Linked DNA regions of Homo sapiens: region 2 is linked to region 1. Evidence: read pairs that join two places in POLR2A ChIA-PET (ENCODE). Cell type or tissue: Caco-2. All regions are shown on one strand. Each heading gives the region's core, and the rest is flanking DNA. Links, peaks and the distances in the headings are about the cores only. Region 1 overlaps GCNT4 (glucosaminyl (N-acetyl) transferase 4). Region 2 overlaps ANKRD31 (ankyrin repeat domain 31).

What was found. Peaks named below come from ENCODE experiments on the same cell type or tissue, not always from the same donor. Only the 100,000 strongest peaks of a DNase experiment are listed, where the experiment ranks them.
Region 2: POLR2A ChIA-PET joins it to region 1 with 8 read pairs; 2 of 35 experiments call an interaction of 5 or more read pairs at or near these places.

Annotation. Positions count from the first base shown.
Region 1 is chr5:75,030,093-75,046,587 of GRCh38, forward strand. The region is part of intron 3 of GCNT4 (glucosaminyl (N-acetyl) transferase 4); the gene reads right to left. Among named protein-coding and RNA genes, the nearest start is that of GCNT4, 14 kb to the right of the region's middle. RefSeq lists an enhancer at 6,484-7,683. In Caco-2, for the core only: no CTCF peak of the experiment used is centred there; a DNase peak (open chromatin) is centred at 7,199.
Region 2 is chr5:75,183,889-75,200,383 of GRCh38, forward strand. ANKRD31 (ankyrin repeat domain 31) reads right to left here. Exons shown (of 26, transcript NM_001372053.1): 6 at 15,743-15,786; 7 at 11,743-12,312; 8 at 9,423-9,703; 9 at 8,779-8,888; 10 at 4,605-4,760. Among named protein-coding and RNA genes, the nearest start is that of ANKRD31, 45 kb to the right of the region's middle. In Caco-2, for the core only: no CTCF peak of the experiment used is centred there; no DNase peak of the experiment used is centred there.

The sequences.
Region 1 (16,495 bases), core at 2,777-10,776:
GTTTATCCAAAATCTACTGGGCGCCTACCACATACTAGGCAAATGCTGCCCCAAAGATGAATGAAACAAGGTTTTTACCCTTGAAAGAATCCAGAAATAAGGAAATGGAATTATGAAGAATGGTGGTATTTTGGGGTATTCTGTGTTAACTATACCTAATTTTGAGAGATGTTGGTTTCCAAACAGAAGGGAAGGTAATGTAAACTCCTAAAATATAAATATAGTGTGTCTTATATTGTCTGCATTTCTGCTTAGCATATTTGAGGAGGGATTGCTCTGGTTTGGGCAGAGGTCTAGAGAACTGGATGTCATCAACAGGGCCTCAGAGATGCAAAGGACTCACCTAAGGCCAAAGGGAACATTCGTCTTGATTCTACCTCCAGATCCCTATTAGATCCAGGTCTGAAGTCAAACAAGGAAAGCCCAGGGAACCCCACGTTCAGAAAGAAGGGTGGTGGGCAGACACCCAAAGGAGCTATGCTAAGTATTAGAGACTGTAAAATGTATAGATAACAAAATTGGGTAAGCCTGCATATTTTCCTTATTTTTTATTTTGTTAACACCCATTTTCACACAGGGATTAGCAATTTAGCCCTTAAAATAAAAAGGGCCTGATTTTTCACTGAGAGTAGTAGGTGGGGTGTAAAAACTACGTTGGGGGGCAATTTGGCAATACTTGTCAGTTTTAAATGTACCCACCCTGAAGATCCCGTGTGTGTGCAAAGTCAAGCACAAAGAGGTTCCCTACAGTGTTTTGTATTCAGGCAAGACAGAAAATCTCTCAAACATCCTTGAACAGTGCATTGATTAAATTACATCCATGCTATAATATGTGAAAAGGCCTGAGACCACTCTGCATGTACATGCCAATGGGGAACAATCTCTAAGATATACTGTGAAATAAAAATAAGCAAAATGCAGAAGCATGTCTAGTATGCTTACATGTCTATACATACAAAGAACATACATTAGCAAACTTTTTCTCTCTTTTTTTTTTTTTGAGACAAGGTCTTGCTGTGTTACCCAGGCCAGAGTGCAGTGGTACAATCATGGCTCAATGCAGCCTTGAACTCCTGGGCTCAAGCGATCCTCCTGCCTCAGACTCCTGAGTAGCTAGAACCACAGGTGTGTGCCACCATGCCCGGCTAATTTTTTCTTTAGTAGGGACGGAGTCTCACTGTGCTGCCCAGGCTGGTCGTGAACACCTGGTCTCAAGTGATCCTCCTACTTCAGCCTCCCAAAGTGCTGGGATTACAGGCATGAGCCACCACCCTCAGCCTAAACTTTTTCTTAAAGGACCAGATAGTAAATATTTTTGGCTCTGTGGGCCATATTGTCTCAGTCACAACTACTCAATTCCGCCCGTTATGGTAGGAAAGCAGCCAGAGATTATATTTCAATGAGTGGGTGTGGCTGAGTTCCAATAATACTTTATTTACAAAAACAGGCAGCTGGCTGGATTCAGCCCACAGCTGTAGTGTTTCCAAAAGGATATTGTATACACACAACACTGGTAACGGGAATTGCTTTGCAGGGTAGAGTGGGAAAGGACTGAGGAATGGGGCCTAGGTAGGAGGAGGATTTACTTATCACTGAATATCTTTTAGTATCATTTGCATTTAAAAATGATTATATTACTTTTTCAGATGAAAACAGGCTGACTAGGAGGAGGGTACAGATGTACTTATAGGGAGCAGCAAGAAGGGCGGCCCAGGAAGTACTAGCCCAAGGCTCCAGGACAGGAAAGCTGGCAGAGCTCCTAGGGCTGCTTCAGGAGGCTCAGATACTGAGACCTGGTGGGGTCTGAGCACCCCTGTGCAATTTCCTAACATATCTCAATAAACCTTAAATGGAAGACAATCATTGTATCCAATTTCATTCAAGAGAATTGCCAAGAACTTGGAACCCAGTTTAATTTTGTAGATTTCATCTATACAGACCCATTGACAAAACTCTCCCCTGGGAATGAGATCCCACCTTCCTCATTCACCTCCGCTTAAATCCCTCTGTTTAAAGAACCACACCTTCACCACCATCAACTGTACTGCAGAATCCCACCTCTCCAGCCACATCTCGTCTCTCCTCTGTGGACTGCCCCAGGCTCCTATCCTCTGCTCACTTCTCTTCTCCTGCATACTTGCCCCCATCTCCAGATTCCACCTTCCACACTGATGCCTTTCCATATTCCAACACCTTTCCCTCCAGCCTTCACCTCTTGCCCAAGCCTCAGAGGTGGACCTGCAGTTGCTGGATGGACATTGCTTCCTGATATCCCACAGGCACTCAGCCTCCACGAGTCCAAAACTGAACTCGACATCATCACCTCGCCTGCGTCTTCTGTCTCAACTTATGGCAAGACCATCCACTCATGGCCCATGTTTGAAACTAGAGTTACCCAACTTGTCCATTTCACTCATACCCATGTCAACCTATCACCTCATAAATGTGCCTCAAATCCATCCTTTCTTCTCCATCCCCGCTGCCAAGTCCAGACAGCATCTTTGCTGCATCAGCACCCAGGTTAAGAGACTCCTGGTCAGGCTCATAGCCCAGGGTCTGTTGACTGGTCTCAGCTTTTTGCTCCTCCAAAGCACACTGAACAGGGTCCCATCACTCAGGCTCAAGGCCAGGGTTCTTGCCAGTTGTTCTAAAGCTGTGGAAAACTGTCCCCACTCCCTTGCCTGACACACAAGGCAACTCACTGCAACTCCAGAAGCCTGGGCACATGTGTAGAATTGGGTGTTGTGGTACAGTAGAAGACTAATCAATCCCAAATAGGGGTGTGTGTGTGTGTGTGTGTGTGTGTGTGTGTGTGTGTGTGTGTGTGTGTGATTAATTCATGGTTATTAGGTATAAATAGTATGTAGCTTACAGAAATGGCTAGAATTGGAAGGGGTCTAACTCAAAGTAAATTTTGGCTATTTCTTTTCTCACTGTATTAGTCCATGGAGTCTCTAATTAATGTTAGCACTTCCCCCTGACACCACAGTGGTAAAAAGAAAAGACCTCACATTCTAAAGAGATTTACCAAGTCTCCCAGAGTTGTCATGTCATTTAACTATCATCTTCACACTTAAATAAAAAAGACAAAGGCCAGCTCCCTGCCTTGTCACTCATTTCCAGGGCCTCTTCTGCATCCAGGCATCCTTGCCCTTCCTGAGAAGGCCTGGGGCACACACATACTGACTCTAGCCTGGGATGGGAGAGTCTGAGCTGGGCAGGAGGTCATGGTTGCCTGCCCAGACATAGAAGCTCACAGGACATCCAGGGAAGGAAGAGGTGGGAGGCACCCAGTGAGAAGTCCTTTGGAAACTGGCTCAGGGGCCCACATCTGAGAGCCAGGAATGAGAGTGAATTTCAAAGAAAGAAGGGTAGGAAAATGGGACAGCCCAGGCACCTCGCTTTCTGATATACCTTCGCCCAAGGCATCTTTAAGGGGGAGAGTTTGTTTGTCTTGGGGTCAGCCTTTGATATCCTTTGAAAGGAGCAGCCCTCTCCAATATTACCCTGTCCCAAATCAAAATAAAACCCCTTCACCTGCTTACCACGGCCAGAAATCCCTTTATTTATTTATTTATTTATTTTTTTTTTTTTACTTTAAGTTCTGGGATACATGTGCAGAACAAGCAGGTTTCTTACATAGGTATACACGTGCCATGGTGGTTTGCTGCACCTATCAACCCGTCATCTAGGTTTTAAGCCCCGAATGCATTAGGTATTTGTCCTAATGCTCTCCCTCCCCTTGCTCCTCACCCCCCGATAGGCCCCAGTGTGTGATGTTCCCCTCCCTGTGTCCATGTGTTCTCACTGTTCAACTCCCACTTATGAGTGAGAACATGAGGTATTTGGCTTTCTGTTCCTGTGTTAGTTTGCTGAGAATGATGGCTTCCCACTTCATCCATGTTCCTGCAAAGGACATGAACTCATTCTTTTTTATGGCCGCACAGAAATACCTTTAACTGAAAAGCATTCCTTTCCCCAAAGAGGTGCGTAGGTGCAAAGCCACTTGGTATGGAGTTTCTGTCAAATCCTAAAAGGGGATGTTGGCCTCTTCCCAGCTGCGGTGGGCACTAATAGTGAGGGGAATGCTGGCAGGAGGTTGGAGAGGACCACCGGTCCCCAACCTTGGTTCAGCTGGCTTTGGCTTCCTCTGAAAAGAACATCTGCATAACACCCTTGGGACCCTCCCATTGGGCTCTGCAGGGGGTACACCCCCAGAGCAGCACAGCCCCAGGGGACACAAGTTGCAGGGGGTGGAGGTGGGCTGGTAGAGGCCCCGGGCCTGGAGGAATGGGAACCAGCTCCTTAGGTCTGACCAGAGTCAGCTGGGCTAAGGCTGGCTGTCATGTTGGCCACATGGTTCCTAAGAGACCAGGCTAGCAATGTCACCTTCTGCAAGCACTGCACCCAGCACTTTCCCTCTTAAAGGCTTATGGGCAGGAAGCAGGCAAGTGTTTTGCTGCCAGGAAGTGGTCTTACAATTACATTACAAATAATGCCCCACCCACGGGAGAAGCGGTATTTCCCCTTCTACCTGCCCGGGTAGACAAGGAGGTCTGACCTGTTGTGGAGTTTATTGCCACATAGGCACAAGTTCCTAGTGATGACAGAACTGAAAAAGCTGTTGCAAGGTTTGGTGGCTATAACTCAGGTGAAATATGGTCTATAATAATTCAGTAAAAACCTACTCCTCACTAAAGTCCCAATAGGGATGTTGAATGAGGCATTTCCCTCAAACCATGTTCTTCTCCCAACCCATCCAGGCATTGTTGGAGCCTTCAAGGAAGCAGCAAGAACACAGAGGTGCACCCCAGCTAAGCGGACACGACCGCATTCAGGGACACCCCAGCTAAGCGGACACGACCGCATTCAGGGACACCCCAGCTAAGCGGACACGACCGCATTCAGGGACACCCCAGCTAAGCGGACACGACCGCATTCAGGGACACCCCAGCTAAGCGGACACGACCGCATTCAGGGACACCCCAGCTAAGCGGACACGACCGCATTCAGGGACACCCCAGCTAAGCGGACACGACTGCATTCAGGGACACCTCAGCTAAGTGGACACGACCGCATTCAGGGACACCCCAGCTAGGTAGGCACGACTGCATTCAGGGCTAAATGGCTACAACCATTAGCAGCTCTTCAACTAACTCTTCTTACCTTGGCAATTTAAAAACCCAGGACTTTCAAAGAAGTACAGATGCTTCCTTTCCCAGGGAAGAAAGGGGAATGGTAAGTCAAGAATGAGAGGAAGACTGAGGAAAAAAGGACAGAGTAAGGCTGAGTTTAGGGACCAAGAATGCCTGAGCTTTTTTCAGGAACAGGTTGTGGGGCACTGGGGAGAGAGGAAGAAAGGAGCTGCGCTTCAGGATGCCACAGACCTTGGGCCTGAGTCCCTGGACGAACTCTTAGTAGCTCTAAGACTTTGATCAAACTATTTAAGCTCTCTGAAGGCCAGTTTTCTTGTTAAAAATGGGGCTGGACTACTCTAGGAAAATGTGGCCAGATTGCTTTTTAAAGCAGCTCTATGATCCTGTTCCTCCTCACCGGGTGTGACCTCCCAACCGGGGTCTCCAGCTACCCCAACGCTGGCGCTTTCTGACTGACAGAGGTTTCAAACCTCCCTGGGATGCAGCTCCCAGAGGGATGGGCAGGCCGCCATCTTTGCTGTTTTGCAACTTGACTGTTGATACCTGCAGGTACTGGAAAATCTGAGATGATTAGGGACTTCATGGCTTCTTTAAAGATCCTGCCCAGACCTGTGGCTTATTGTCCTGTTTTTCAATCTACCTCCTATTTCTCCACAAAGTCTTAACAAATTCAGTATTTTAGAATTAGTGCACGAAGGCCTCCATGTAATGCTCTTTATTAATTTTATGTATATTCATCCCTCAGTATATGCAGAGGATTCATTCCAGGGCCCCCGTCCATAACAAAATCTATGCACACTCAAGTCCCACAGTCAGTCCTGAGGAACCAGGTATGGGAAAAGTTGGCCCTCCATACATGTAGGATTTGCATTCTGCAAATACTACATTTTCAACTTGTATTTACTTGAAAAAAAAAAAACCTGTGTATAATTGGACCCCCTGAAGTTCAAACCTGTGTTGTTCAAGGGCCATACTGTAGTTATTAATAATGTAGAATCACTCAATCAAGAGTTGTCACTAGGTGCACTATTCTAAGTACTCTAGATGTAATTCAATCCCCTCAAGAGATCGATGAGGTAGGTACTACTGTTATCCCTCTATTATAAGAAAGGAAACTGAGGCACTGTAAGACAACTAAATAAATGCCCAAGGTTACAGTTCTAGAAAGTGCTTTAAATGGAACCTGAACTCAGAGAGTCTTGCTCCAGACTTGCACTTTTAACCCTTTATGCAATAGTGTCTCTCAGAATATAAAGAAAAAATTCTCCATATTTCCCGCAACAGTTTTAGCACTTGACTAAATTTTCTCATTACTATGTCTTCTCTAAATGTCCTAGAACAGGAACAGGAATGGATCCCAAACATGGTCGAGGAGATCTTCCACCCTGTTTAAGAGATGATTTCCATGGAGAATGAGCCTGGAGGAATGCTGGGTGAGGAATCACATTCTGTCTCTGCAGTCAGAGGCTGAGACTGATCAATGAGCTAATGAAGAGGTTAGTCAGTCTTCCAGCCCGTAGAATCAATTCAAGGAAAAGAGAGCAAGCTCATCCTGAGGGACTCTGCCATTGGTTACTCCTGTCCCGTATCCTGTCACCAATGACTATCGATTCATTTGTTCTTATAGTTATCTGTGACACCATTTAAGCACAGAGAATTGCTAATTGTTTTAGAAAACTTTCTGGGTTAAATTTCTCTTCATGTGGAGAATATTCCCTCTTCAGGCCACCTTAAAGTTCTTAAACTTTGTATTATTACATATCAGTTTGAGAAATAGGATATGAAGAGCTTATTGATTTAGAAATGTCAGGGCTTTTGCTTCTGTCTAAAGCCTTACTAAGAAGAATCACCAGTTAAGAAGATCAATATAAAGACGAACTCACTAAAAAGCATCCTGATCTAGTTGAATAAGCTAACATCCTGCTACTGCAGCTCCTTGATTTCAATGAAGTCACTGATTCTCCCTTGGTGACTCGCTCACTGCCAAGCCCAGGGGATGTTCTGGAGTGAGACCATTAGGTGGGAGGATGACTCAGTCAGATGCAGTTCCTCCACACTCCCACAGCACTCCAGGAGTCATGCAGAGGAGTGGAAAGACAGGTTTCTTGCCTAGATGACCTTACATTCTTATTGTTCTGGAGAAAAGATTGCAAAAGCAAATAATAATCAGATTGTGAGCAGGTAAACATACCAACTATGCAAAACACAAGGAGACGTATGACTCGGTCAGAAATCCAATACAAATTGAGGACAAGCATTTCTCAAATAATAATAAGATATGGTCTCTAAAAGGAAAAGATTTTCTATTCTCTTTTTATAAAGTAAACACTTTCAGGCCGGGCACAGTGGCTCACATCTGTAATCCCAACACTTTGGGAGGCTGAGGCAGACTGGCCTGAGTGCAGATCACCTGAGATCAGGAGTTTGAGACCAGCCTGGTCAACATGGTGAAACTCCGTCTCTACTGAAAATACAGAAAATTAGCCGGGCATGGTGGCACACACCTGTAATCCCAGCTACTTGGGAGGCCGAGGCAGGAGAATTGCTTGAACTTGGGAGATGGAGGTTGCAGTGAGCTGAGATCATGCCAGTGCACTCCAGCCTGGGCAAGGCAAGATTCAGTCTCAAAAAAACAAAAACAAAACAAAAAACAAAAAAAACAAAAAACAGAAAAACAAAAAAACCCAAACCACTTTCATTAAAAAAAAAAAAAAAAAATCAGAAAAGTCCAAAAACGAAAATAAAGCTCACCAGGGGCCCATCACCTGGCAATAACATCTTGTAGACAGTATATCCTTCCAGACTGGTTTTAAGAAACACATTTTTTTTTTGGCTTTGCTTTATAACAGTCTCACTATATAGGCATTGTCTTACCTGTTTCTTTCATTTCACAGTATATTATGAACAAGTCCTAACCTAAACTGGGTCTGTAAATTATTACAGTGTAAACAAATCCTAACAGAGGTAAACATACTTTTCTACAGGAAAAAAACCATTCAAATAATAGAATTCATGTATCTAGGTCTTCTCCACCAATCCTTAATTAATAAACCCACAGTTCCTGAAGAAGCCCAGAAGTGCAATATTAAAACGGAAAATAACTTTACAGGTGGTTGAGCCCATATTTCTTCTCTAAATGTGTCTAGCCATCATTTAACCCCATCTCATTCCTGGGGTACTGGGAACACCTTCCCCCTTTACATATGTGTCTTGGTTCATTCCTGCTGCTATAATGAAATATCTTAGACTGAATAATTTAGAAACGATAGGCTTTTATGTCTTGCAGTTCTAGAAGCTGGGAAGTCCAAGATCAAGGCACAGATTTGGTGTCGGTGAGGGCTGCCCTCTGCTTCCAAGATGGTGCCTTGCTGCTGTGTTCTCACATGGCAAAGGGCAGACGGGCAAAGGGGGGGAGAGGTGAATGAGCTCCCCCAAAACATCTTTTATAAGGGCACTAGTCCTATGCCTTAGGGCTCTACCCTCATGATTTAATCACTGTCTAAAGGCCCCACTTCTTAATACTCTCACACTGGTGATTAAATTTCAACACATGAATTTTGGGGAACACATTCAGACCATAGCAGTATGTGTCTATCCAACTGCTCCCTATCAAGGGATTGGACAGAGGAGGGATGCCCAACTGCCCCTATTCAGGTCCCTTACGGTGGCATTTGGTCCAGACTGGCTCTACTCCCCACTCCATGGAGCCTGCTCTGGCTAAAGTCAACAAAAGCCTTCATGTTGCCAGAGTCAGCGACACATACCTGTCCCTTCCTAATGATCGATGCTAAGAGATAGCACTATTTCCATGATCTTATTCACTGTTTTTTTTTGTTTTGTTTTGTTTTGTTTTTCAGACAGGGTCTCACTCTGTCACCCACGCTGGAGTGCAATGGCACAATCTCGGCTCACTGCAACCTCTGTCTCCCAGGTTCAAGCGATTCTCCTCTCCTGCCTCAGCCTCCCTAGTAGCTGGGATTATAGGCACCCACCACCACGCCTGGCTAATTTTTTTGGTATTTTTAGTCGAGACGGGGGTTTCACTATGTTGGCCAGGTTGGTCTCGAACTCTTGACCTCAGGTGATCCACTTGCCTCGGCCTCCCAAAGTGTTGGGATTACAGGCGTGAGCCACTGCACCCGGCCTCTTATTGTTCTTACCTTATACTCCATTCAATTATTCTATACTCCATTCAGTAAATCTATGAGATAGGTACGATTATCATTATCCTCATCTTTCAGATTAAGAAATCAAGTCAGAAGATAAATAACTTACCTTAGTTCATATAGCTAGTATATTGGAGGAGCAAGGATTTTCAACCATGGTCCAATTTTCAACTATGGTCCAATTTCAGAGCCTATACTACTAACCACAATTCGAGACTGCCTTTCCAATCTCCTGGCAGTAGTAGAGCCTGTTCTACAACCAAAATGTATTTCAAATCCACCCACCTCTTTCCACTCCATGGGAACCTCTCTAACCCAAGCTAGCATCAACTCTTGCCTAGATACAAAATAACCTTACCTGGCTTCCCTTGCTTTCCTCTAATCCATTCTCTGTACTGTAGCCAAAATGATTTTTTAAACATACAAATCAGATCACTTCCCCTCCCTAATCCCACTCCCTACATCTAAAACCCTTCATTGGGATTTCATGTCATGTAGAATACAATAAGAAATCCTTTTCATGTCCATAAAGGCCCAGGCAGTTCCCATGGCTGCCTTACTCTACGAGTTCATCTTATTCTACTCTGTCTTTCTCATAAAACTCTAAGCAACACCAGCCTTCTAAAAGTTCCTAGAACATCCTAGTCTCTTCCTTGCCTCAGGATCTTTGCAACTCCTGTTTCCATGTCTAGACTACTTTTCCTGGATCCTAGCATGACCAGCTGCTCCAGGAAAAGAAATAGCTTTTCCTCAGGTCCTCTCTGATAACTTTTTTTTTTTTTTTTTGAGAGTCTCGCACTGTCGCTTAGGCTGGAGTGCAGTGGCGCCAACTCAGCTCACTGCAACCTCCGCCTCCCAGATTAACCCTTCTTAAATCTCTCTCCTATCACACTCCTTGTTTTCTTCTGAGCACTTGCTACAAGGAGTAGTTACTTTACTTGTTTAGTACCTGTCCTGAGACAGAAACATAAGGTCTTTGAAGGCCTCACTCACTACTTTACCCCCAGTATTAAAGACATCCATACCTGGTACGGGGTAGTTGCTCAATGGGACAGAGTCAGAAGACCTAAGTTCTAGTCTGGGCTCTGCCACAAAAAATTCTTCAAGTGACTCTAGCATATCACTTAATCTTGGCAAATCTTTCTTTCCCATGTGTTAAATGGGATAATGTTTTTTCTATCCCACAGTGCAACTGTGAAAGTCTTATGATGTAATGTATGTGAAAGTCATGGGGAAAAAGACAACTTTGGTATGCAAATGTCAGGTATGAGGACCTCCACAAGAGGAATGGTTTCTTGGGAAAACTGAGAAAGAGTCAATGTGTTATAAGTTGGTTTTATTTTTCTAAAACAGTACATTCATTATTCCCTTCATTCTGACATTCTAATCATTATTGGTTTTTCACTACTTGACAGCATTCTTTTTTGTTAATATCTGGAGTATAAATTGTCCCTAAAGTTTCAGAATTATGTAGACAAACACCTGTCTTGGATTTTGAGAGACAGGAAGAAATGTAGTTAATCTTTAGAGTTTTTTCCCCAGTATGCTCGATATTTTTCAAAAGATTAATAACCAAAAAAGTTATTTAAAAGACAGCCAAGAGCACGTGCAATCAGTTTCATGCAGTTATGATTGGCTAAACGCGGTCTGTAAGTATGTGTTGCAAAAGCTATAAGCTTTTCCTGTAAGTTCATTATCTTTTATGGGCAATTCTCCAGGTATTGCAAAAATGCAATGACTTGTTCTTGCATCCCTGTTTGGTGAAGCCATCCCTAAGGACCACGGAACCCACAAAGCAGTACTGAAGATTCTGCAGCAATGTGAATACACAAACACACCCTCACCCAGGGCCTTTGCCAGTCCTCTGTCATTCAGATCACACATCAGTGAGACTGGCTCAGCTCAGTGAATTGAGATGCCCTCAACTAAAGGAGCTCTGTTTGATGTTCCTGTGGAATGTATGACAATTGACAGCTTTCTCTCTAGGCCTGCAATTATGAACGTCATCATCTTCCCTGAATAAAGGACTACTTTACCTGCAAGATTTGGAGAATAGAGACCTAAAGGAAAACACTGAGCATGAAAATAATTCTATCAACCACCTCTATAGATTATAATTCTTCTAGCTAGAAACTTTACTGGAGCCTCTCACATTTGGGCAGAAATAAAGGACCTGTAAGATTACATGGGAAATGAGTAACCCACATCAGGATGTACATACCCACGCATAGACCTCTCAAGGTCATTGGAAATCTGGGCTGTAGCAATGTAACAACAACAACAACAACAAAAAGAAGCGCAGAATTCAGCCCATGGTCACACCAATTGGGAAACAGTAGACTTGATTCTGGGCTTTATTTCATCTGGTCCACAGGGCAAATATCAAAAGCTGACTGTGTGTGTATCTAGCTGGGCAAAGATACATGGCTAAAGTCTTTAGCAGGAAGTGTAAAGGGCCACATACAATGAAACTGAATGAAAAGTTTTTGTTTTGTAATAGATTGTGACCCTCAAAAGGGAGTAAAACATTAACAGTTTTTCTCTAAAGAAAATTCTAAAAAATATCAGAAGATGGTGAATTTCAAAAATACTTATGCCTTCAAATTTCAGTTTGATGAAAAAGCTCACATGAAACGTTTGCTTCTTTTTAGATATAAAGGATTATGAAAAAGGGGTGAATGAATGCATTACATCTTTGCCTCTCAAGCTTTATCAAAGAGGTTTCATTCCTTCTTGGGATCCCCGTCTTCTCTGCCCTTCTCACTTAGCTTGACACAACATAAAGCCAAACTACATTTTATGTTTCATGTTCTAAGTTAAAAATATGGGTTGAGAATATTTTGGCTTCTTTTTCTATAAAGTAGAAAAACTGAATTGAAAAACATGTCTATTTTTGAAAATGTGTATCTATTGCACTAGAAAGAAAATAACTTTCTCCACCTAATATCTACATGGTATGCTTTTTTTTCCCCCTCAGAAATTTTTGGAAGCATTTATTTTGGTATTATATGGCTAACTCCATATTTTTCAACTGGCCAAAATTAATTCCTCAAAGATTCCATGGCTAGCTGAAGAGGTATGGGTAACTGATTTCTAAATGTGCATTTAAAGTAGAATCTCCATGTCCATCGCAGAGGCAGCACAGGGATAAACAGACATGAATCAAGGGTATTGATGTCAGAAATGGCTTGAGGCCAGACCACACTCTTCATGAATGGATTAGACACCCTGAGTTTAAAATCATCACCCTGAAAACCCTGAGTTTTAAGTCATGAGAAGAGCTTGCTTGTTTGTTTTCTGGGTTCTTCCAATGTGGTGGGGAGCTCAGCTGGAGACTTCAACATGCTTCTGCACTTCCACTGAAAAACAGGATTGGCAGCTCTTGGCATGACTTCACCATTTAGCTAAGATCTGTGTGTTTCTTGGCTTAAAATGTACATATTGCTCTCAGATCTTGTGTGCATATTAGACACAATAAAATTAAGACTCAGGAATTCAAAAATTAAGTTAAAAGGATGGAAGAAATAAAAATCTGCAGTGCTTGGGAAAATTCCGCCACAATAGGAATTTCAAAAGCAGAGATTTCAACCTACCAAAAGTCAAATCTAGAAATGATTCCAGAAAGCTCTCCAACAGCCATCTCCTACAAGGATCCCTTCTAGCCGTAGTTTTAATTAAGTTAACAGGTCTTTCTCAATACGTAGGTTTTATTTCAGGTTAATAAAAAGTAAAAAGATTGTTTAGTTTACTAAGTGTCTAAGCCAACTTATATGTCAACTGTATACAAAGCAAAAGCAAAAACCAGACTCTTCAGATTTTCCAACAGATTATGATGTTAAAACAGTATGGTCTGGTGCCAGCATAAAAAGAGATCTGTGGGATAAAATCCAGAAACAGATCCATAGGTAAGGGTTTTACATATGGCTCTGGTAGAGAGCCAGTTGCCTTCCAACATCCATCCTCTCTTCTTTACTAAGAGAACCCTATATTGTTGGTGGTAGAAACATGTCTCTTGAAAAGACTTTCCTCTAACTTCTATTGTAGAGGAATAAAATATAATGTGGGATTTTGGGAAAGTTTTCCTATAGGAGCCTGATTCAGGTAGGAGGTACGCCATTTTGTTCTTTCTTTTCTTCTTCTTCCACTTTTCTGCCTGGAACTCCAATATGATGGCTAGAATTGTTGCACCCACCTTGAGACCATGAGGAACAGACCAAGAGAATATCAGAGACCTCAGCCCCCGTATCCTCAAGCCACTGAACCACCACTAGCAAACACCCACTTTGAATTCCTGTTACATGAGAAAAGTAAGCCCTTATATGTTTAAGCAACGTGCACTTTGAAAGATGACCGTAGGAAAAGGAAATGCTTAACCAACATATACATACGCATGTCCAGGAGCCAAATTAAATTTAAACCAGATTAAAGTGGCTACTTATACAACAGTACATTCCTATATATAGCCAAGTGCAAAATAATGTGTCTTAAATGATGCTGAACTTCTCATCCATCTATATTTAGAGGCAGATGGAGGCTTTAGGTAAATATCTGAAGGAAAGCAGATGCCAAGATTTACCAAATTAACTCTGATGTTGGCAAGAACTGTGCAGTCTGCTCGCCACGCCTCAGTTAAGCACTCTTCAGCTGATGGCAAACTTCCTCTGTGTATGGTTTCTAGTCACAGGCAGGGTACAGGTCACATAATCCCTGAAGGTCACCTCGCAGGTGGGCTGTCTTCTTGAGAGCTTGTTATGTAACAGGGGACTTTGGAACCAGCTTTTCAACAAATAGCTATCAGTACCATGTAGATATCAACCCAACAAGTACCATGTTGAATAGTTCTGAGCCACCGCCTGAATGTGCCCCTTTTCCCTCCCCTTGCTGCCTGACCCCATTCCTCTTCTTTCTGCCCCACACTGGACCCCCTCCATGTTACCTTCCTGCTTTACTTCTGTGTACATCATACAGGTTTAGAATTTAAAGCCAATGGTTCTGAACTGAAGTCCTGAGTCTGCTGCTAATAATGTCATTAATCTAGTAGCCTTCTGCCTCCTCATCTGTGAAAGAGGAACAAGGGCACTGACTCAAACGGTTACTGCGATGACTAAATGAGCTAATGCACTGGGCACATTTTGGCAGGAAAACCAGCCTGGCACAGGGCTGGATGATGGTAAGGGATCAAAAGCATTTGAAGCAGCCCAGTGTCATTGACCAGTGGCCATTCTGTAAACAAGGACTGGGCTTCAGCTTCAGCGTGCTGCATGCACTCCCGCACCCAGACACCATCTCCAAAGGCAACAGCCACGGATTTCTGCGGGGTAGACTGGTACAGAAACCACATCAAAGGCCTCCACGCTTCTCATGGTGAAGGAAGAATCAGACAAGGGCCCACTTGTACTATTTTTACAATTTTTCTTCAGGTTTGACATTTTTTCAAAATAAAAAATTGATTTTTTAAAAAAAGAATCATAGGGATAATGGGGAGAGGGCAGAATGAAAGAGCTCTAAGTCTCTGCCCCATATTAGGATTCAGGCAACACAGTTTTAGTAGCACAGTTTTGAATATTTTTTAGGTCTAGTGTCATTGCTGTCTTCTTGCTATAACCTATACTTTCCAAGTATTACCTGGTTCACTTCTTTGTTATAAAAATAACTTTTCTTGTTTCTTATTTATGAATTAGTTGATGAACATATTCTTTTTTTCTATTATGGTGGTGAAATATACATAACATTTACCACTTTAATCAATTTTAAGTGTACAGTTCAGTGGCATTAATTACATTCATATTGTAGTGCAACCATCACCACAATCCATCCACAGAACACGGTCATTTTCCAACTGAAACTCTATACAAATTAAACACTAACCCCACAATATCCTGCTTCTGGGCCCTGCCAACCACCATTCTACTTTCTGTTTCTACAAATTTGTTTACTCTAGGCCTCTATATCATAGGAATCATACAATATTTGTCCAATATTTGACTGGCCTATTTTACTTAACATGTCTTCGAGGTTCATCCATGTTGTAGTGTGTGTCAAAATTTCTTCCCTTTTTAAGACTAAATAATATTCCATTGTATGTATACATTACATTTTGGTCATCCATTCATCTGTCAGTAGATATTTGCTTTGCTTCCACCCTTTCAGCTATTGCGAATAATTCTGCTATGAACAAGGGTGTACAAACACCTGTTTGAATTCCTGCCTTCACTCGTTCAAGAATATCCCCTATATAAACCTTATATTCTTAGATATCCAGTTTCTATCCTGGTTGCCCATCCATCCCACAAACATTTACTGTGTGCCTACCATGTGCTAGGGAGGCACTGTGTTAGATTCTGGAGAGATACAACTAGAAACTCTACTGCCTGGAGGAATGCAGAGAGAAATAAACAGTGAGGTCCTAAGTGACTGATAACACAATTCAAGAAATCCCAGTTATTTTGTCACATTTGAATTTCTTTTCTATAGAAATTTTCCAGAAAAGACAGGTCACTAGCTAGCATTTGGAAATGTTTTTTTTTTACATTCAGGGATTTTCTTGCCATGATGTTGAATGGATGTTCAATTCAATGAATGATGTTCAATTCAATGTTCAACATCAGTTGAAATGATGTTCTTCCTTTCTGAGGATCTCTTCTCCAGTTCTGCATCCCATCTTTCAGCTCTACAATCATTCCATTAATGTTTTTTTCACATTGTAACTCTGCAACCTAATTAGTGTCTACCTTGTGTATCATTCCATTTCTTTCTCCTGACACATCTGCCATTATGTCTCTCTGAATTTGCCAACCTCAGAAGAGGGCAGGAGGGTTGCTGGAAAGGCTAAAGGAAGAAGGAACCTGGTAGAAGGTGATGGCTGGGCAGAGTGAGCTCCTCCTTGTTCCACTGAGGTAGAATGTGGGGGTGTAGAGAAAGGACACAGCACAAATATTGCAAATATGCTGCAGTGACACAGAGAGCAGGAGAAGGAAGAAAAAAAGGAGCCTTGGCAACCACAGGAACTCCGCTAGGTGTTGTTCCTTCTGGTCCTGGGCCGAACTGTCCCCCCTCTGCTTCAATCTGAAGGAGCTGCTCTCTCGTGGACTGTCCAGATCTTGTAGATGACCATGAGAAATGTCAGGGCTTGCAGACTCTTTGGAAACAGGTCTAACCTACCCAAGAGCAGAC
Region 2 (16,495 bases), core at 3,471-11,470, 150 kb after region 1:
TCACAGGAATAAAAAAAATCCCTAAAATTCATGTAGAACCACAAAAGACCCCCAAACAGCCAAAGCAACCTTGAGCAAAAAATTTTTAAAAAACAAAGCTAGAGGCATATTACCTTACTTAGCTCTATTAATGAGAAGATCATCATATTGACATAAAAATAGACACACAGACCAATATAACAGAATACAAAGCCCAGACATAAATCCACGCATCTACAGCCAACTGCTTTTCAACAAAGGTGCCAAAAATACACACTGGGGAAAAAACAGCCTCTTCAATAAATGGTGCTGGAAAAAATGGATATCCACATGCAGAAGAATAAAACTGGATCCTTATTTTCAACACATACAAAATTCAACTCAAAGTGGACTAAAAACTTAAATGTAAATACTGAAACTGAAACTACTAGAAGAAAACATAGGAAAAATGCTTCATGACACTAGGCAATACTTTTTTAGATAAGACCTTAAAAGCACAGGCAACAAAATTAAAAAACAGACAAATGAGATTACATCAAACTAAAAACCTTCTGCACAGCACAGAAAACAATCAACAGAGTCAAGAGACAACTTATAGAATGGGAGAAAATATTTGCAAACCATGCATCTGACAAGGGGTTAATATGCAGAATATGTAAGAAACTCAAACAACTCAATAGCCAAAAAATAATAATAATAATAATTCCATTTAAAAATGAGCAAAAGACCAACAGGTATACAAAAAAAGTGCTCAACATCACTGACTACCAGGGAAAAGCAAATCAAAACCACAATAATGTATCACCTCATTCCACTCAGAATGGCTATTATTAAAAAGACAAAAGATAAGTGTTGATGAGGATGTGGAGAAAAGAGAACCTTTACGCTTTTGGTGGGAATGTAAATTAGTACAGCCATTATGAAAAACAATATGGAGATTCCTCAAAAAATTAAAAATAGAACTACCATAACCAGCAATCCTACTACTTGGTATATATCCAAAGGAAATGAAATCAGTATGTCAAAGATATATCTAAATTCCCATGCTCACTGTAGCACTATTCACAATAGCCAAGATATGGACTCAACCTAAGTGTCCATCAACAGAAGAATGGATAAAGCAAATGTGGTATATGTATACAATGGAATACTATTCAGCCATAAAAAAAGAATAAAATTCTTTCATTTGCAACAACATGGAAGAACCTGGGGGACATCATGTTAAGTGAAATAAGATATGCACAGGAAGACACATACTGCATGTTCTTACTCATATGCAGAATCTAAAAAGTTGATCCTAAGAAACAGTGAATAGAATAGTGGTTACTACAGACTGAGGAGAGTAGTGGGAGGGGAAAAATTAGGAAGAGACGGTCAATGGGTACAAAGTTGCAATTAGAAATGAAGAACAGAAAGGTGCAGCGGCTCACACCTGTAATCCCAGAACTTTGGGAGGCTGAGGCAGGTGGATCACAAGGTCAGGAGATCGAGACCATCCTGGCCAACATGGTGAAACCCTGTCTCTACTAAAAGTACAAAAATTAGTTGGGCATGGTGGCGGGCGCCTGTAATCCCAGCTACTCAGGTGGCTGAGAAAGGAGAATCGCTTGAATCTGGGATGCGGAGGTTGCAGTGAGCCAAGATCACGCCACTGCACTCTAGCCTGGCAACAAAGTGAGATTCCATCTCACACACACACACACAAAAGAAATGAAGAATAAGTGATGGTGTCCTATTGAAGAGTTGGGTGACTAGAGTCAGCAAAGAGGTATTGCATGTCTTGAAATAGAAAAGGGGATTTTTAAATGTTCCTAACATAAAGAAATGATACATGTTTAAGGTGTTAGATATGCTAATTACTCTGATTTGATCATTACACAACATATACATGTATTAAAAAAACACATTGTTCCCCATAAATATGTATAATTATGTATGTTTATAATACACTATATATTATACATATAATTATAGTTATTTGTTATATAATAATTATGTATCCATTAAAAGTAAAAAATGGTGTCCAATTCCAGGAAAAACAATGACTGCTACCTGAAGTGAGACTTAAAAAAGGATGACTCAGTAGAGAAGAATTATCAGTTTCAGGGCTGAAAGAAGTTCCCAGTGTCAATAAAGCCAGAAGGTGCTTTATTCTGCAGAGAAAGCCACTGAAGACCACAGAAATCGCTACAGATTACAGAAAGAAATCAAATGTAACAGAGAATTTTCCTTTCCCTAAGGATTATGCCTTCAGCATTGTAAAACCACCCCTCCAAAATAAAGATGGAACACATTCTACAACAGATCTTTTATTACCTCCCAAATCTGCAGGTTGGGAGATCCCCAAAAAAACTTATTTAAAAAAAGAAATTGGAGGAAATCTCCTTAAAAAATGAATATAGTTATAAATTTCCTTCAAAGAGAATATAACACATTTTTAAAAAAGATTTATGATTACACTAAAATTTGTTATATGCTGTAATGTAGCCACCGTTAACACTCACAGAAGTATAAAGCGCACTCCTTTCTACATTACATAGTCCTAAACAGTTTTGTCTCTCATATTTTATGTTATCTATTTCTTGCTTTGTTATTGACTTAAACTTCAGGCTATCATTAATACCCTGGTCTGGGCCAACCTTTCTTTTTCAGTTCCAATGTGTTACAGGTATAGGAATCAGAAAGAGTTCTGCATAAAATAAAGCTCAAGGCATTGTTCTCAGAGGTTTTTGGCAAAAATTTAAAATGTGATCTATTTTGAGTATTCAGAGTTTTTTTTAGCCTACTTCATGGCTGTCACCTTTGCTTTTGGAAAAAGAATTATTGCTCTTTCTGAGCTCCCTGCAATTTGTTTTTTAATCAAAGACAAAAATATCATAAAACGTAAATGAGGACTTATAAAATTCAAAATGTTACATATAAAAGACCATTGGTCCACTATTACATTTTGTTCATTTCTCACAGGGCAGTGGGCCTTTTTTTAAATTGTACCACAAAATAAGTATACTTAAATCTTCCTACTAGAGATTATTAATCTTTTTGTTTTCACAGCATCTGGTACATAGAAGGCATACTGTAAACGCTCACTACATTGAACTAACACGATAGAGGTCATATAGCTGAGAGAGTGAGTGTGTGTGTGTATGAGACACAGAGTGTGTGTGTGTGTGTGTGTGTGTGTGTGTGTTTTGGGAGGCAAAATGATGGTTGCATTTTAAACAAACATTGCCGGTGATTCTGTTTTGTGTGTGTGTGTGTGTGTGTGTGTGTGTGTGTGTGTGTTTTGGGAGGTGAAATGATGGTTGCATTTTAAACAAACATTGCAGGTGATTCTATTGAAAATGGAAACTCTGTGGAAACACTGTCCTCTGTAATTCTGTGGGATGTGGTAGCCAGAAATAAAGATAGAGCTAAGATGCAAAGTAAGAAGGAAAAGTAGAGAACAAGTGAGTTCAAAATGCAGGAAAATATGATAGGGATAAAGAATTCATGAAGGTCACAGAAGTACCTGAGACAATGAGGAAAAGGTATATATTAACTGGCTGAAGACAAGAAGGGAACAGCCACTGAGAATGTTAACACTGGCACATTAAAAAAAAAAGGCTAATACAAAGAAACATGTTAAGAGAGGCTTGAGAAATCCATAAAGTCAAAATTGGCTGCATATAGGGCTACTCTTGAACTCAATGGGCAGACAAAGAATACCAACAGAAAGAACCGCATATCTCTTGAAATCAAGAGAGTAAGTGCTGTGGCTGGCAAATAAGAATACAAGGTTGAGGGTTATAACAGGGCTATAACCTGGGTATGACATTTAAAATAATATCCTGTTAAAATCCTGATTATAGTATAAACCCAGGCTTTGCTAAGGTAAAGTACTGGGGGTGCACTTGAAATCACTTGCTTGTCCCTGGATTTTACTGTGCCATCTCTGTGCACCATAAGACTCTTTGCAATGTTTCTAAACTGAGCAAGTTTAGAAACAACATGAAAAGTATGGACACCCAAAAGCACCATCCAGGCTGTCCAAGTATTGTTCAGTGTATTAAGTACTTAAGTACCTTTAAGGAATCACTCTTCTCTAGCACAACATGTCACATTCTACCCACAGGGAACATTGTACCAGTGACCCAGCCTTGCAGAAATACTGCACTTTCTGAGCTCCCTGTCCCAACCTCTGTACTTCATACTGTATTTTTTCCATTTCCCTGGCCACTGCTCCTGCTGTACATCTACCATTTCATCATAAATTTTCCCCTACAGCTCAGTGCACCATCAGCTTCTTCCAGTGTTTGACATCATTTCTCCTTCATTCAAGGCTGAGTCTCATAGTAACAATGACCATGCAAAGCCAGCCCCAGGTACCTTCTGGATGCCACTGCACATAACCCACCTGGCATAATCTTTGAAGGAGAAACATAATGCTCTTCTCCTGCCACCCAGTCTTCTCACCCTGCCCTCTTCCCTGAAAGATAATGGTGATGAGCTACTTCAACAGGAAAATGATCTGAAAGCCTTCTGTTTGGAACTTACCTTAGGCTCACTTTGCTATACTTTCCTAAGAGTGATTCAGCTGAAACTACAAACCACTCTTAAGGTAACTGTGGGTGGTAATCCTAACTTACCAGCATAACTTGGCTGATTAACATTTCCACCTTTTTTTATACAATGATGAACAAGATCAGCATCATCGTGTAGAGCAGCCTTATATACTAAGTTCTCTCCAAAAATGTTTCTCCGGTTAATGCTATGAAGAGATATTTTGTTCACCTTCATTTTTTCTGAAATGAGGGAATGAACAAAAGAAAAAAATCATTATTTGAATATCAGAAGGAATACGGATTACAAACCACATATTTCAAACTACAAACTTCACGAACATAGGTAACAGGATTAACTCAGTCAATAGTGTAGAAGTGAAGTATATTATGAGAATATTCATCCATTAACCCAACTATAATATTATCTACATACAAAAAGGAAAAAGAGACAAATGCCACTAGTCTTAAAATATTTGAAGTAAACTATAAATCATGATAAACAGTGTGTGTTGATTGAAAACCCATGAAAGGTGCATATATGAAAAGACTAACAGATAATCTTCTTAAAAGTTCTGGTGAAAAGGATTATTTAAACCTAGAATAATATATTATCAAATTTAATAAAATGTTATATTACCAAATGTCTTATAAAACCATGAGGAGAAAATCTCAGAGGCATATAAGATACAAAAACTAATCCCAGTGAGACTGGAAAAGGGAATGCAAAATTCTCCTTCTTGGCTAAAAATAAATTAATGAAATTAAGCAGAGAACCACAGCCTTGATCCTTGCAATTGTTTTTATTTACTAAGCCAGAAATGCACGATTAAAATACTTTTCCAGATAATGTATATCAAGTATCAATTCTCCACTGTGCCTCCTAAAATACTGAAGCTCCTCATTTACATGTTTCAAATCCTGTCAGTTTGGAGGGCAATACTCATCTGGATTTTCTGAATTTCAGAGTAGCTTGATGATAGCTTTTCCAGTTTGTATCTAGCTATCCTGCCCCATCCTAAAACCTTACAAAGGTAACTGAGTACTGCAGCAGCTTTCTTAATGGACGACATATCAACTGCCTTGCCGTTTGACTCCCTTGATTCAGTCCCACTGTATAACAAACCCAACTGCTGAACTTTGAGTCTACATTCTTGTATACCAGACTACAAAGCATTCTTTTCCCACTAGACAAATTGCATGCTTACCATAATCAGAGCAGTCTTTACTTCCAAATCTGCCTGTGCCAGTTGTACTTGTTATATTATAATTATGTAATTTTCTGATCTTAGGGGGAAAGCATTTAATCTTTCACAATTAAGTATAAAGCTGTATGATTTCTGTAGATGTCCATTGTCAGGTTGAATTCCTAGTTTGCTGAGAATTTTCACCAGGAACAAATGTGTTAGATGTTGTCAAATGCTTTCTATGCATTTATTGAGATGATCATATGGTTCCTCTTTTTTAGCTTGTTAATACAATGAATTACAGCGATTGGTCTTCAAGTGTAAAACCAATCTTGAATTCCTAGGATAAACACCACTTAGTCATGATGTATTATATAATGTTGGATTTGATATGCTCAAGTTTTGTTTAGAATTTTTTTTTTTTTTGAGACAGGGTCTTGCTCTCCATATTCTTCTCCAGGGTATTGCCCAGGATGGAGTGCAGTGGTGCAATCACGGCTCATTGCAGCCTCAACTTCCCAGGCTCAGGTAATTCTCCCACCTCAGCCTCCCGAGTAGCTGGGACTACAGGCACATACCACCATGCCCAGCTAATTTTTTGCATTTTTCATAGAGACAGGGTTTCGCCATGTTGCTTAAGCTGATCTCAAACTTCTGGGCTCAAGCGATCCACCCACTTCAGCCTCCCAAAGTACTGCGACTCTAGGCATGAGCCACTGCACGTGGCCTGTTTAGAATTTTTGCATCTATATTCATGAAGGATACTTAGTCTAATTTTCTGTTCTTATAATGTCTTTGATTTTGGTATCAGTTTAATGATGACCTCATTAAAATGAGTTGAGAAGTGTTTCCTCATCTTTAATTTTTTGGAAAAATTGTGTGGTGAACTGGTATTATTTCCCCCTTATATATTTTGTAGAATTCACCTCTGAAGGTGTTACAGACTGAATGGTGTCCTCCCAAAACTCAAACTTGAAGTCCTAGACCAATAAGACTGGATTGAGGTGCTTATATATGTGTGTGTGTGTGTGTGTATTTTTTTTTCTGTGAACTGCTTGTTCATGTTCCTTATCTATTCATGTTCTTTTTACTTTTTTCCCCCAGTTTAAAAATTTTTAATTAATTATTGTTATTATTATTATCTGACATGTAAAAAGGGATACTTATTTAATGTATACAATTCAATATACTTGGGGACAAGTATATACCCATGAAACCATCACCACCATTAAGGCCATGACATACACCCCTGTTCTTTATCCTTACTGTTTCATTAGAGTTTTTTGCATACTAATGCAATTAAACCCTTGTCAAATGATGCTAATATTTCTTAGCTATTTGATATTTGATTCTTCTTTAGTGTATATTTCCATACAATTTTTTTAAATGTATGTAGTTAATTTTATCATTCTTTAAAAGAATTTTTATCATTCTTTTAAAGGTATGTAGTTAATTTTATGATTTTAAACTCAGAAACCAAGAGGATTTAAAAAGACTTTCTCCACACCAAGGTTACAGAAAGATTCACTTACGCTTTCTTCTACAACTTTTATTTTTCATTTAAATCTTTGATCAATCTGAAATTAAAGTTAGTGTAAGGAATGTTATGGAAATCCAATTTTGTTTGTGTTTTCCACTACTTATTGCTTAGTCTTTCTTTTCACCACAATTTGAGATGCCATCTGTATTACATATCTTTCCCGTATCTCACTGTAGCTGGCTTCTACATCTAAACTCTCTATTCTGTTTCACTGATTTATCTGTCTATTCCTGCTCCAGTGTCAAATAACTTTAATTTCTGTAGCTTTCTAATATGCTCTCATACTATGGAGAAAAGGTCCTGCCACTCTAACTTTTTGCTTTTATTTTTCAGAATTTTCTTGGCTAGTCTCTCATATTTACTTTTCTAGGTGATATTTAGTATTACTTTGAAATTTTCTCATAGCTACTCTCTATCACTGTAAAACAGTACAAAATAAAACAAAAAATTAGCAAATAAATAAAAATCTGTTTTTGATGAGATCTCATGCATTTCTAGAATAATTTAGGGATAACCTTCTTACAATGCTGAATCTTTCTAGTCAAGAACAAGGTTCTTCTTTCCATTTATTCAAGTATTTTTTACATCTCACAGTAGAATTTTTAAACTTTCTTCTTATAAGTATGATACGTTTCTTATTAGTTATAAAAGTATTTTCTTTTTGGAACAATTATAAATGAGATAGTCTTTTACACTTTCTAACAAGTTAATACATACATATATGTGAAAGGCATTAATTGTTGACTCCAGCTTATCGCATTTTTAAAACTTTTTCTTTTGAAATAATCTCAGACTTACAGAAAAGTTGTAAAAATAGAACAAAAGACTCACCCCTTGTTAATATTTTGCCATTGACTTTAAACCATTCTTTCTTCTAAATACGTATGCATCCAGACACATGTATACATAAAAAGTAACTTTTATACATCATGCCCTTTTACTTACTAATACTTTAATGTATATTTCTAAGGACAAAGATGTACGCTTATATCGCTGCAGTATTATTATCAAATTCAGAAAACTTACCTCTGATACAATATTATTTTTTCATCTACAACCCATATTTCAGTTTTGCCAATTGTTCTACTATCTATTATTTTTTAAACAATGTTTCTAGATTCTCTTATTGCTTCTGAGAGTTTTTTAGTTCAATCTTTTGGATGTTATAGGAACACAGAAATAAGATCTAAGAATAATAACAATTGTGCCTTGTCCTTTCCTTTATTCCTCCTGATATGCTTTTTCATAGCCATATGCTAGGTTAGTCACACATGTAAATTTAAAAAGAGGTCTGTAACTACTCTTTCCAAAGCAGAACTACAGAAAAAAGTACTAATCTATGAGTCAGAAGTTCAGGATCAATTCTCAATTATGCTAATAATGAGCTGTATGGTTCTGGGAAAAACCCTTAACCTATCTGAAATTCAGTTTCCTCATCAGCAAAATTAGAAAGTTGAGAAAGATAATCTCTGAATCCTTTCTACCAATTCTGTTTTTGTAAAAGAAATAGAAAAATACTCAAAATATGCATCACCTTTTTTTCCTGAAAATTGTTCATTTTTCCTGATCTGTTTTCCATTCTTGAACCTTGCTGAATGCATATTCTTCTCTTTACCATCAATCATTAAAGCCGGATCCTGCATTCTTGAAAAACAACGTATTTTTTAAATGGCTATAACGGTTTTTGCAAACATTCACAGAGAATTATACCAATTTTTGAATACAATATTAAAACTCCAGGGTATTTTACTGAGCTGTTCTCAAGTGGCGTGGCAGTTTTAAATACGGAGATGGCTCCTGCAGGTAATTCTGCAGCAGGCATGCCAGTCATCACAGCTTCTAGCCCTCTCTTTGCGCGACCTGTGGGTTTCTCTTCTTTAGGATTAGTCATCTACAAGTGTGAGTATTCTTAATCTCCTGCTCTTTACTCCCCAAGTTGGCATGCCACTATCCACTCTATTCACCCTCTAGAGAAAAAGATGCAGGCTCTTTGCGAGGAAAAAGCCTTGCTCTGTGGTATGGCACTGATCAAAAACTGCAAAATAAAAAAGCAATAATATAAAAAATAAAGCTCTTTCCCCTGTGTTAACTGTATACTGACCCTGATGTCCCCAAGCATATAATTATCTATAATGTCTATAGCATACCTGGAGATAAAGACATAATTTCATTGCATACCTGAAATTCTGAGCTGAAGAGTTATTATTTGTTAGGTCCTCACAGCCAAGGATTTTTGGTAAAATCTTTTCTGGCATCTTATACATGTGATCTGAGTACTTTGCATCTCTGCTTACTTTCAGTTTTTCTAGTCTGGATGATCTCCTCAACACACACGCAGTTTCCTGATCAGAGCTATTTGTCACTGAATTTGAATTTCTCTTATTACTTAGTGGCTCACAAGAAGTGATATTTTGATGAGCCAAAGTTTGCAATCCAGATGGATTTGGGTCTTGCAGAGTCTGCAAATACGTAAATACATCCACAAAAAATTACAACACTGCAAAAAAATTAAAACTATAAGAAGTTAAATTTTGTCTTGACCTTTGCTTAAATTAAAATGCCTATTATAGGATCCAAGTACAAGAATTCATAGACATATGTGGACATAATGAAAGATTTAATAATAATTAATGTAATAAAGGACAATGCAGATTTAAAAGCTTAAGAGCATAAGTAAAAATGATTTTGATCAATATTTATCTTGAAAATTCAAAGGCAAATCTATGGTCACTCTAGGAGTTTTAATTTTGCAAGAAATTTGGAATGTAGAATGATGAGAGATCTACAAAAACATTAGAAATGTCACACTAGGCTAGATCAATGGACTATTCAGCCTAGGGTTTTATTATCTGACAGCAGCAGCAAGTGATATTTTGTGGAACAAGATAGTACATAACCTCCATTACATTGATTTTAAAAGGTTAACAGTGTATCAGGAATTGTTCTTTCCCTTAATAATTCATTATAGATTTAACTTCCATGAACATATGTATTCTTTATACGTATCATCTAAACCTTTCTTCAGCTTACTTACATATCCGTCTTGCAAAGCTTCTCAAGGTAACAAGCTCCATATTTTTATTACAGCTGAGTAAATGAGTATATTATTTGATCTCTTCTAAGTAAGTCTCCTTTCTACTTAAGAGGGTTTATTTTTTTTCCTTTCGAAGACTTGCTAAATTCATATTCACTGTATTAATACCAATCATAATTTCCTACACTTTACTCATATTCCCTCTTTTCATATTAGAACACTGCAATTTTAATCTTCATGCCCTATCTCCATAATTAGTTTCTCTTTTTCTGGTTTTTAAAAAATCCTATGTCAGTTTTGAGATTTGTTAAACAGAACTTCATGCAGTATTGTCCCAGGTATGTATGCTGCAACACGAGCTCAGCATTTTGTTACATAAATCTTCACAAGGATGTTCACAGAAACATTTTGGTAATCGGAAGATAAAAAGAAAAGAAAGAAAACAATCCAAATGACCATCATTAGTGAATTGATTAAATAAATTACAATATATTCACACAGTGGAATACTATTCAGCAAATTAAAAGATTTAAGTAGTGCTACATTTGCTGACATTGAAAGATAAACAAAACACATTATTAAATTTAAAAAATAAGTTGGAAGGCATTATATATAATATAATCCCATTAGTATAAAATGAACTAATATAGAATATGATGGAAATAATTGGAGAGAGATACACCAAACTGTTAACAGTGATTACCTCTAAAGAGTGAAACTGTGGAGGATATTTGTTACCATATTATTATGTAATTCTGTAAGGTTTAAAATGTGTTTTATAATGAGGATGCATTATTATTATAATCAGGGGAAAAAATAAAGATTATTTTTAAAAACAAAGAAACTGTCAATATGACAAAGGGACTTTGTGAGTGATAGGCCACTACAGAGCCTCCAGGCATAATACTACAAGAATTCTAAACCCCAAGAGCTATGCCACCTGATAGTATTCTCAGACATAGAAGTCAAAATTCTGCTTAAGCTAGGCATATTTTTTCCCTCCCCTGGCATCCCAACTGCATATATTCTATGTCAAAATGTAAATTAATGTGGGGTATCCCATCAGTACTCTGCACCCAGGTAGACATAGTGATTTTCTGAGCTAACAGAGAAAATTTTAGTAAAGAATTCTTTCCTTCCTACATATAAGCAATCTAAAGATATGTCTTCTCAGCCCTGTTGAGAAGAAATCTTTCTATTTTCATTTCCTAACTCCTCGAAAACTCTATCCTAGGAACTTCTAAAAAGATCACTCTATGCTTCCAAGTCACAAAGTATCTTCTCGGTGTTGATATTTGGGTAGATTTGATTTTAACACAATGAAAACTTGTTGAAGTTTAAAAGGCAAAATCATAGACTCATATTTTCAGCTACTTGCTCCACTGAAAGATGCTTGTCCTATAGCTCAGCTAACTTGGAACCATGTTCAAATGGTGGAGTAGAACAAAGAAATTCAAAATTCACCTCTGCTATTTGTGTACAATCTTCATTGGTCTGAGACGTATTGAACTCCACTTCTAAACATTCATTTCTGGCAATGAGACTGCTACCTCCCTCTTTTCTGTGACAGATGGTTTCCACCTTGGCTTCTGACAATGTGTTCAGGGCTTCCAATAACTCAGCTGGCAATGCATCATCTTTTGCATCTTCTAGTAAATCTCTATGACATGCCGACCAGGAATTCAAAGGTATTGATATGGAACTAAGAGAGTCACTCAATGGGTTCATCAATTCTTTACGATCAAAATCACTTACTAATTCAAACAATCTTTCCTCCTGGGTGCTTTCTGGTGATGTAAGTAAACTTTCTAAGGCAGACACAAAGGTTTCAAGAGAGCTTTCTTCATCCTTAGTTTCTTCAGAAGTCATGGTCATTGTGACTTCCTTTCTAGGCTCAAAAAATGTATTTGGTGCTGCTAAAATCTTCTCTGGCTCTACTAATGATGTCTCCTTTACAGCAACTGTATCAGATACTGTAATAGCAGTGCCTGAGAGAAGGCTAACTTCAGGAGAATCTCTGCCTTCACTTAGTTCCTGTGTATTACAAATAGAAATTACATCATTACAGCATATACAATAAAGTATTTAAAATGAAAACTTTATAGTTTTATAGTTTATCTTGTTTGTAAGCTACCCTCAAAATTTATCATCAACTTTCCTTCCCTTCCATAAATAAAGGGAATACTCTTTATTGCTTTCCTATACCAAATCGCTAATTACTGAAAACATGGTTAAACATTTAATAATAGACCAAGAGCATAACTGGCTGGACCATAATTACGGATGGCAAATTATTCACCTAAGTTTAAATTATCTGTGCTAACAGAAGAAGCAGAGATGGCATGGATAGTTAAATTAACAGATGATCCCAAAGCTTCATAGCCATTAATGGTTATAAAATTCTTTCTTGCCAAAATGTCCTATTTGATTTATAAAATTATTAACTAGGAATAAAATTTCACCTTCTTTTTGTTCCCCCACCTTTGTAGGAATAAGTAAATGTGGAGTAAAGAGGCCAAAGGACAAGAGGTCAGAGGGAAAAGGTGGAGAAATGAGGGTACAGTTATGTATAAATATTACAAGCCCTAGCTGTGAATGAATGGCTCTGAGTTGTGGTTATTTTAAGCAAAAAAACCCACTAAACTTAACATTTCTAAATGACTATTATTTCTCTAAGACATCACCTTAATAGGTTATACCTGTTCTCACAATGTTTCTTTTTTTCTTTTCTTTCCTTTTTTTTCTTTTTTTTGAGATGAGGTCTCACTCTGTCACCCAGGCTGGAGTGCAGTGGTGCCATCTCAGCTCACTGCAACCTCTGCCTCCAGGATTCAAGTGATTCTCCTGCCTCAGCCTCTTGAGTAGCTGGGATTACAGGAGCCTGCCACCATGCCCTGTTAATTTTTTGTACTTTTAGGAGAGATGGGGTTTCACCATGTTGGTCCAGCTGGTCTCAATCTCCTGACCTCAGGTGATCTGCCTGCTTCGGCCTCCCAAAGTACAGGGATTACACGCATGAGCCACCATGCCCAGCCTCACAATGTTTCTAATACTCAAAATACTGTTAGAATCCCTCTTTTGAAATTGCTTTCAGAATGAGTTTATAAGCCATTCAAGAAAATAATGTGCTTTAAAGGCACTGAAAAATTTTCAAACACTAAATACTTTTTATCGGCCTTAAATACCAGAATGGGTTTCAATGACTTTGGTTTTTTCCAAAAATCAAATCCACCATACCTTTGACAGGATGTGCTGTAATTTGTAAGCCTTCTAATATTCTAATCTGGTATGAGTGAGAGAAGCAAAACCACTTTATTCTTCCTCCTGTCCTTTTCTACCTGCCACCTTTATGTACTTTGTATATATTAATAGCATACAGCACTTAAGAAAACATATTTATTTGTTAGCAATGCTAACTATAATTTTCTCAGAAAGATAAAAGGAATATGCAAGAAATTCAAGAACCAGATCCTACTCACTCTCTAAGTCTCAGTTCAAGGCCTCTCCACTATTTGAAGTCCTCGCACCAGGTATAATAAAGTATATACATTGGGCTCTGTCTTAAAGCAATTTATTTCTAACTTAAGATTCAAGACATAAATACCTAGGACATTAAACAGAATACAAATAATGTCATAGAACACTTATGAAATCAAATGAATGGCATAAACTAGTGTATATCAAGCAGTTGCATTTATAACCACAGAACCAGCCCAAATTGGCCGTACTTTGTTGGTAACAGAATGTCAAGTCATCTTGCAGGTATAACACAGCGAAAACTGCAAGTCATGTAACGCAGCCAGAACCTTGAACCAAGAAGACAGAAAAATGACTTCCCCTCCTCCTGAACCAAGAAGACTGAGAAATGACTGGAACCTGACCACTGGTACTCTTTCTGAAGAAACAGGTCTGCTAGTCAGAAAGATTTGGTGTTAAAATCTGCCTAAATATACCTTACCGTAAATGGTCAAATTCGAGGTCTTCTAATCAGACTCTGCCAAGCCAACATTCCTAAGTCCTTTCCCTTACCTTCTGCCCCCTTAAACCTGTTCCAGACCCTAAATAGAGGACACAAATTTGAGCTGCCTCTCCTGTCTCCTTGCTGGCCTGTCTCACAATAAAGCCTTTTTTTCCCTCAAAAGCCAATGCCACAGCACTGGCTTCTATGCACATCAGGCAGCAGGCCCATTTGCTTGATAACATACAAAGCCTAGTGTCTTGCAAAAATGAGTTTTCTGGGGAAGAAAAAAATGGAGGCAGTGGAGGGCTTTCATGATTCTTTGAAAAATACTTGGTTGAGCAAAGTTAAACAAGTTACTTTGTGACAGGACTTTCCAAACCATGTGCATTGGGGAACTTTAGGACACAGTGTTCTCCAAACATTTTTGTCCAAAAAAATCCTTCTCCTCAGAAGATCTATTAATATTATAGAGTACAAGTGATTTGGAAATAATGATATAGTTAGTAAATAATGAGTGCTAGAGAGGGAGCAATTACTTTGGTCAAGATCGCCAGAATTATCTGAAATAGATCCACAGAAGAACAGGTACTTGAGCCAGAAATTAAAGATTTGTGGAGTGAAAGAATGGAGGAACACACATTTACTAAGCACCAACTAGGTGCCAGACATCATGAACCATCATTGCTCGGTCCTCACAATACCTGTAAAACAGCTATCGCTGCCCCTATCTTACAGATATAAACAGTTATCCTTGGAACCCAGACCTATCTGGTTTCCAAATTTTATGTTATTTCCCATCTTCTGGCTCCTGATTTGAGCAAAAGCATGAAGGCAGGAAAGTGTAAGGTGTGGCTGAGATAAAGTAAGCTACAGGGACAACCTGGGTGAGATGCCAAGACCCAGGGTCTACAAAAAAATTAAAAGAAAAAAATCAGCTGGGTGTGGCAGTATGGGCCTACAGTCCTAGCTACTGGGGAAGCTGAGGTGAGAGGATCTCTTGAGCCCAGGAGTTCCAGGTGGCAGTGAGTTATGATCGCACAACTGTACTCCAGCCTGGGCAACAAAGTGAGACTTTATCTCACTGGGGAGGTCTTTGATTGCCTAGCATCCCTGAGGAAAGCGTGAGTTCATTGTAAGCAGAGCCAGTCCTATAGTCCTCTGATTCTCCATAGCACCAAGTAAAAAGCAAATCCAAAGCAGGAAGGAACTTTGCTACATTATCTCAGAAACAGTTTGATAACAAGTTATGTATTTCTACTCTAGATAAAAAGTAAGAGACTTAACAGTACTGGATAAGAGACACAGATCAAGAAAACACTTTCATTAGCAATAAGGAAGAATAAACATGAAAGAGGTGATTAGACAAGAATAGATTTTTATCTACCGAAATGGTTTAGTAGATGAGGGTGAGGGTCTAAATGAGCTTGATACTTTAATCGACATAATTTTTTAAAAAATCTAAACTCACAGTCTACATAGTTAATTTCTGTTATACAGACCAACCTTTTCTATGTGTGGCAAAACTTCAGGACTTTCAGCCTCTGGCCCTAGAAAAAAACAATGTGTTTTCATTCCAGTTTTATGGAAGCACTAAAAACATACCTTCTCAGTTGACATTTCATAATCATATAACTTAAACTCCCTCAGTCAAGTGACACATCATATATTTTATTAATATTACATAAATTTATTAGTATAAAAGTATTATTTTGGAAATGAAATTATAAAATTCTTGCATTTCTTAAAAAATATTTTATATAGCTCCAAAAAAATTGTAACTATTTGGAATTATTTTAGCTAAAAACCAAGAACTCTATTTTGGCTGAATTATACTAAGTACAGCATTTGTAACTACATAGGAAAAAGACTATCTACTTTCTCAGTGTCATTATCTCTTCTACTACAGGTACTTAGAGCTTAAATGAACTCATGCTGTCTGGAGTTAGGCATGAAAAGAAATGCCCCTTATAGGGGTCAAAAGGACAGAGGGTCATCCTAGACACTATGGAGGATTGCTGCATTGCCTCTGTGACTGCAAATTCACTATCTACTCTCACCCTGCCCCCTCTGAGCCAAGCTGGCAAACAGCAATTCACACCCAAGTTAGGTCAAAGGAGGATCTGGAAAAAAGATAGTTCTCCTCCACTGTTCCTTTTACATTCTTTCTTTCTTTTTTTTTTTTTTCTTTTGAGATGGAGTCTCGCTCTGCAGGCCAGGCTGGAGTGCAGTGGCACGATCTTGGCTCACAGCAACCTC